2 separate regions of the Homo sapiens genome follow, and region 2 is linked to region 1. Evidence: read pairs that join two places in POLR2A ChIA-PET (ENCODE). Cell type or tissue: A673. All regions are shown on one strand. Links, peaks and the distances in the headings refer to the core of each region. The heading gives the core; the rest is flanking DNA. Region 1 has its middle 280 kb from the start of DYSF. Region 2 has its middle 270 kb from the start of CYP26B1.

Evidence for each region. Peaks named below come from ENCODE experiments on the same cell type or tissue, not always from the same donor. Only the 100,000 strongest peaks of a DNase experiment are listed, where the experiment ranks them.
Region 2: POLR2A ChIA-PET joins it to region 1 with 5 read pairs; 2 of 35 experiments call an interaction of 5 or more read pairs at or near these places.

What each region holds. Positions count from the first base shown.
Region 1 is chr2:71,748,184-71,750,995 of GRCh38, reverse strand. No RefSeq gene overlaps it. Among named protein-coding and RNA genes, the nearest start is that of DYSF, 280 kb to the right of the region's middle. In A673, for the core only: no CTCF peak of the experiment used is centred there; a DNase peak (open chromatin) is centred at 1,205.
Region 2 is chr2:71,875,563-71,878,374 of GRCh38, reverse strand. No RefSeq gene overlaps it. Among named protein-coding and RNA genes, the nearest start is that of CYP26B1, 270 kb to the left of the region's middle. In A673, for the core only: no CTCF peak of the experiment used is centred there; no DNase peak of the experiment used is centred there.

The sequences.
Region 1 (2,812 bases), core at 168-2,667:
ACCTCCAGCACGAAATCTTAACCTCCCAACTTGCAGGGTCATCTCCTTTTCAGGACAGCAGTACCTTCAGACTTGTCTAACCCACAGCCCATCATATCTCTGGGTGTTTCTCCAGACAGCTTTGGGAGAGAAAGCACAAGACTATGCCTTTCTATTTACTTTAGATCATAACAGTGAGCAATGAGGGCATTTAAAGACCCCCAAACAGGGGCTGAATTTGTTGAATTGCTTGACTCACCTCTCAGCAAATGCCTTCCCATGTGTCCTCTTCCCAGCTGAACTGTGAGCTGCCTGGGAAAGCCAGTGCCTGACTCTTCGTATCTGTGTTCACAGCTCAGAGCACAGCAGGGCCACTTAGTAGGTTCCAATAAATGCTTATTGAACAAATGAATGAATTTAATGATTTGTATATTTTACTAATAGTTCTTGCCCTCCTTAGGTGATGTTAGCACAGCAAAGCTTGGTTAAATTACACTAAGGTAGTGGTTCTTAATGTGTGATTCCTGGACCAGCAGCATCAGCATCACCTGGAAACTTGTTAGAAATGCCAGTTCTCAGACTCCACCTGAGAACTGCTGAATCAGAAACATTGGGGGTGGGGCCCAGCAATCTGTGTTTAGACAAGCCCTGCAGGCAATTCTGATGCACGCTCAAGTCTGAAGACCACTGCACTGTTTCTTCTCACACACATGGCTATATCTTGCCGTGCATTTTTCTCACACACAGGTATTAGTGAGTGAGGTAAAGTAACCACTGCAAAAAGTAAGACTAGCTCATAGGGGCCCTCATTGCCAGATGGCAGGACTTTAGGCAGATAATTTGCTCTAAAGAAATGTGATCTGATATTTTTAAGTCCTGTTAAGAAATTCCTCTGGCATTCTGGCAGGAACCGTGGCCTTCAGCCATGATTAAAGGTAGCCAGGTTAGACAAGAGGAAGGTTGCTGGACCTGAGTAACCAAGGGAAGACCTAGAATCTCACCACTGAAATGCAAGGGAGTGGACAAGATGATTCATGGGGCCACACACCAGACCTAAAGAGCAAGCGTCAGATTCCTGTTCAGAACCCATCCTGCCTGCCAAACACCTCTCCTGTCCTGGCAGCTGCTGCTCTTCCCCCACCACCCTTCCCTCAGTCTTCATCCTCCATGGCCGAGCCAGCAGCTAGCTCCAGCAGCAGATTTATGACTTACCACCATGAATAATGCAGCAGCCTAGCTCTCAAGGCAGAAGCTTCTCGGCAGTCCATAAATCACTACTGACACTGTGCCAGGCTCCTTAATCAGCTGTCCCCAGGGCACCTCAGCAGAGGGAAAGAGGGCACCCTGGCCACATCCAGTACCCCATTAATAAGGCCCAACGCTACAGCAGCTGACCCCTCCCTTCAAGCCTCACAGTCCTCACATCATGGCCCTGCAGGGGAGGACATAGAGGAGACACAGCGTTTGATCCGGAAGCCCCAGCACACACCCATGTGTGAGTATCTGCTCTAGAGCTCAGGGCCACAGTGTGAGGCTGTACAGGTCATGCATTCATTGCATGATGGTCCCAGTAGCCCAGATAGCACCCAGCAAGCTTTGTGCTAGCTCAGGGCTATACCCAGCCAGAGGGGGTATCTATTTCTGATTTCCACAAAGGTGTGATCTTTGTCCACAGTTGCAGTGATGAGCGCACACCTAAATTCCCACCTCCTTCCTTGCCCCACCTTCCCTACCTCAGGACACTGGTCCTGCCTCCTTCTAGAACCCCAGTCTCCCCAGCTGCTTTTCCTTCTCCTGGCCTATAAGCTAAGGCCCTGCCCCCCATGCCCCATCATCTTTAGGCACTGACTATGTAACAGGATTTTTCAGTGCCATTTGCCCCAGACTCACCACCACCTGTAAACTACTAGAAATGGGATGCCCAGAGCTGACGCTGCTGCAGATTGCTGCAGTCTGCAGACACACAGAGCCATGGACATGACTTTCCCTGAGACAGCCTGCAGCAGGGTCATCGTGAATTCCCTGATAGGCAGGTCAGGGCAGCCCCTTGCTGTGAGTAACTAGACAATAGATGACCCCCAACCAATAGCAGAGTATTCAAATTCTCTCCAGTATATTTGCCTTCCAAGTGGTGTACATTTCCTACCAAGACCCTTCAGGCAAGTTTTAACCAAAATCTAGCAGAAAGACCTTCTCAGATTAAGAGATAATTCTCAACCCACTAAAATCTGATTCAGGAATCTACTAATGATTCTTATTCTTCATTGGGAAGAATGATATTACTCATAATAAAAGGGTATGTTTGGGATGCGGGTGGGGGGTATGCACAGGGGAGCGGACATCTGAAAATAGAGTTAAGAATTCTAGAAATGCATGAAGTTCCCGAACCATGTCTCCTATCACATGACCCACATGGAAAATTGGACCAAAGCAGAGAGACACAGCTTCCCCTGGGAGGCGGGAAGGCTGGAAAGCAGAGGGCCGAGCATCCCTGGGAATGGCGATTCCCTTGGACGTGCGGTTTCATGAATGAGCCAGGTTGCCTGCTCTGGGAAGAGCCTCTGAGGCCCCAGAGGTCATAGGGGCAGCCAACCCTGGCCACAGCAGGCCATTTCCTGCTTTGGCCACACTCCCTTCCCCAGCCACTGCTGACTCCAAGCATTACATGACTCAGCACCCAGAGCCACTGACCAGTGAGTTTATCAGCAACCCTGGGAAGGCCTAGGTACCCAGAAGTCCCCAAGTTCACTAATACCCACTGGCTACCTGTGAAATGATGCCCTTGTCCTGTTGGAGAAAATGCAGCCCTGCCCTCAGTGGGGGCCTGTCCTGT
Region 2 (2,812 bases), core at 282-2,781, 130 kb before region 1:
TCATGGTAGGGGATCCCTATGATTTCTAGACACAACAAACTCATCCCTGCTTTTGGGACACTTCTCCACCCCAGCCTGCGTTGCCTAGATACCTGCTACATACCTGTCCAGGCTCAGTTCAGATATGACTCTTCTAGGAAGCCTTCATGGACTGCCCGCCTCACAAAATTTGTGTCAGGCACCCATGTTCCTCTGTGCTCCCACAGCCCCCTGGGGATCTCATGCTGTAGCATTTGTTCCTCTCCGTTGACATTGCTGAGATGACCACATGAACTCTATGGCCTGCCTGCTACCCTGTGAACCCCGCACAGAGTGCTGGGGAAGAGATGAAGAAGGCACAGTCTCATCCATCCCCAGTTTCTAGGATGTCTTGTCCGTGTGTTAGTGCTATAACTGAACACCACAGACTGCACAATTTATAAAGAATAGATATTTATTCAGCACATTTTCCTGGAGGCTAGGAAGTCCAAGAGCATTGGCACCTGCTTCTGGTGAGGGCCCACCTGCTGCGCCATGACACAGCGGGAGGCATCACGTGGTGAGACAGAGCAGGCGCACTTGCTCAGGTCTTCTTCCTTCCTTCCTTCCTTCCTTTCTTTCTCTCTCTCTCTGTCTTTCTTTCTCTCTTTCTTTACTCTCATTCTGTCACCCAGGCTGGAGTGCAGTGGTGCAGTCTCAGCTCACTGCAGCCTCCACTTCCCAGGTTGAAGCAATTCTTGTGCCTCAGCCTCCCCAGTAGCTGGGATTACAGGCGCCTACCACTGTGCCCAGCTAATTTTTCTGTATTTTTAGTATAGACGGGGTTTTACCATGTTAGCCAGGCTGATCTCGAACTGCTGACGTCAGGCGATCTCGAACTCCTGACCTCAGGTGATCCGCCTGCCTCAGCCTCCCAAAGTGCTGGGATTACAGGCATGAGCTGCCGCAGGAGGCCTCTTCCTGTTTTTATAAAGCTATCAGTCCTATTGTGGAGGCCCCACCCTGATGACCTTATCTAATCCTAATTCCCTCCCAAAGGTCCCACTTCCAAATACCATCAACGTATACATTTGGGCATTCAGTTTCCAATACATGAAATTTGGAGACACATTCAAACTACAGCACAGAGAAAGGCAAATATCTAAATTACTGTTAGAGAATGATGGCCTCACTCATGCCTGTGGTTGACCTGCCAGCAACTTTTCCTTCAGCTTTATCACCATCATCATGACGGTCACCAACCCCATCTTTTAGTACAGCTGTATTGAGGTATAACTGAGCATATAATAAGCAGCACCTATTTTAGGTGCCCAGTTTGATCATGTCTGACATATACATACATCTGTGAAACCATCACCACAATCAAGATAATGAACATATTCATCATCTCCAAAAGTTTCCTCCTGCTCCTTGGTAATCCCTCCCTCCCTCCCCTCCAACTTCCACTCCTTGTCCCTGGCAGCCACTGCTTTGCTTTCTGTCACTATAGATTAGTTTGCATTTTCCAGAGCTTTATATAAATGGAATCATACAACATGTACTCTTTTTCCTGGCTTCTTTCACTTAGCATAATTATTTTGAGATTCTTCCAAGCTGTTGCATGAATCAGTAGTTCATTCCTTTTAATTGCTGACTAATGTTCCATGGGATAGATATACCAGAATTTGTTTATCCACGCACCTGTTGATGAATATTTGGGGTTTTTCCAGTTTGGGGCTATTACAAATAAAGTTGCTCAACATCTGCGTATGAGTCTTTGCACAACTTTGTATAGACATATGCTCTCATTTCCCTCATCACTGCCTCCCCGCATGGACACCTCCAATGTGGGAGCAGGGACCCTGGTTGGGAGGACATCCTGAGAGGGATGTGGGAGAGGAGGAAGGTGGGAAACACCTTGCTGAGGCCTGGCTGGGGCCTTGTACAGGCCCCCAGGGGGAGAGGTGGGGCATCCTGGGAGGTGCCAGCTTTCACACACCCCACACACCCCTTAGGGGCTCCTGACTCGTCCTCCCCAGGGTCTCTGCCTCCACAGGTGGCTGCTTATGGAGCAAAGTTTTAGAAGCTTCCTCACTTGTCCCCCATTTAGAATGGAGAAATATCCACCAGCACCATTCTATTCCCACTGGGCAGAAGGCAGGGACCCTGCCTTCCCTCCCCAAGATTGACATCCTTCATTCCTAAGGGCGCACACACACACACACACACACACACACACACACACACACACCCTCTGCAGCAGAGGGACAGGAGCTGCCGGGCTGAGGGCTTAGAAGGTAAGAAGTCCCTCAGACTCCCTGCAGGTTCTGGCTGGGAGGTGGAGTTGACCTGAGATTCCTGCTCTCACCTGGAAGCAGCTGCCCAGCCCAGCCTCAGGTGACCGAGTGGCAGCTGACATACTGAGGAACTCGAGAAAGCCCATCGCTTTCCTGGCTGCTTTTAATCCCTCAGTCTCTCCCTCTTCCCCTGGACCTGAGGTCCAAAAATCCTTTGTGCCCCTAAACCTCCCACATTGGGCCTCCCTGAACTCTTCCCCACCTGGACAAACCCCAATTCAAACCCCTCTCCCTCCAGCTAGCCCAGCCACGAGCTACCCCCTTCCTTCACTTCAGGGCCTCCCCATCTTCAAAGTGAGCCATTGCTGTCCTTGGGCCCATTCCCAAGGCCATTCTTGCTTTCCTCCCCCTTTAAGAAGTTTCCTTTGATCAACTCAAGTCAAATCAACCTGATTTGCCAAACTTTGCCCTTTTTCCCCCGAGGCCTGTGTCCTGAGGCGGCCCCCTTGCAGAGCCTCAAGGAGAGAGAATGGGATTGTCAGCATCAAAAAGGTGAC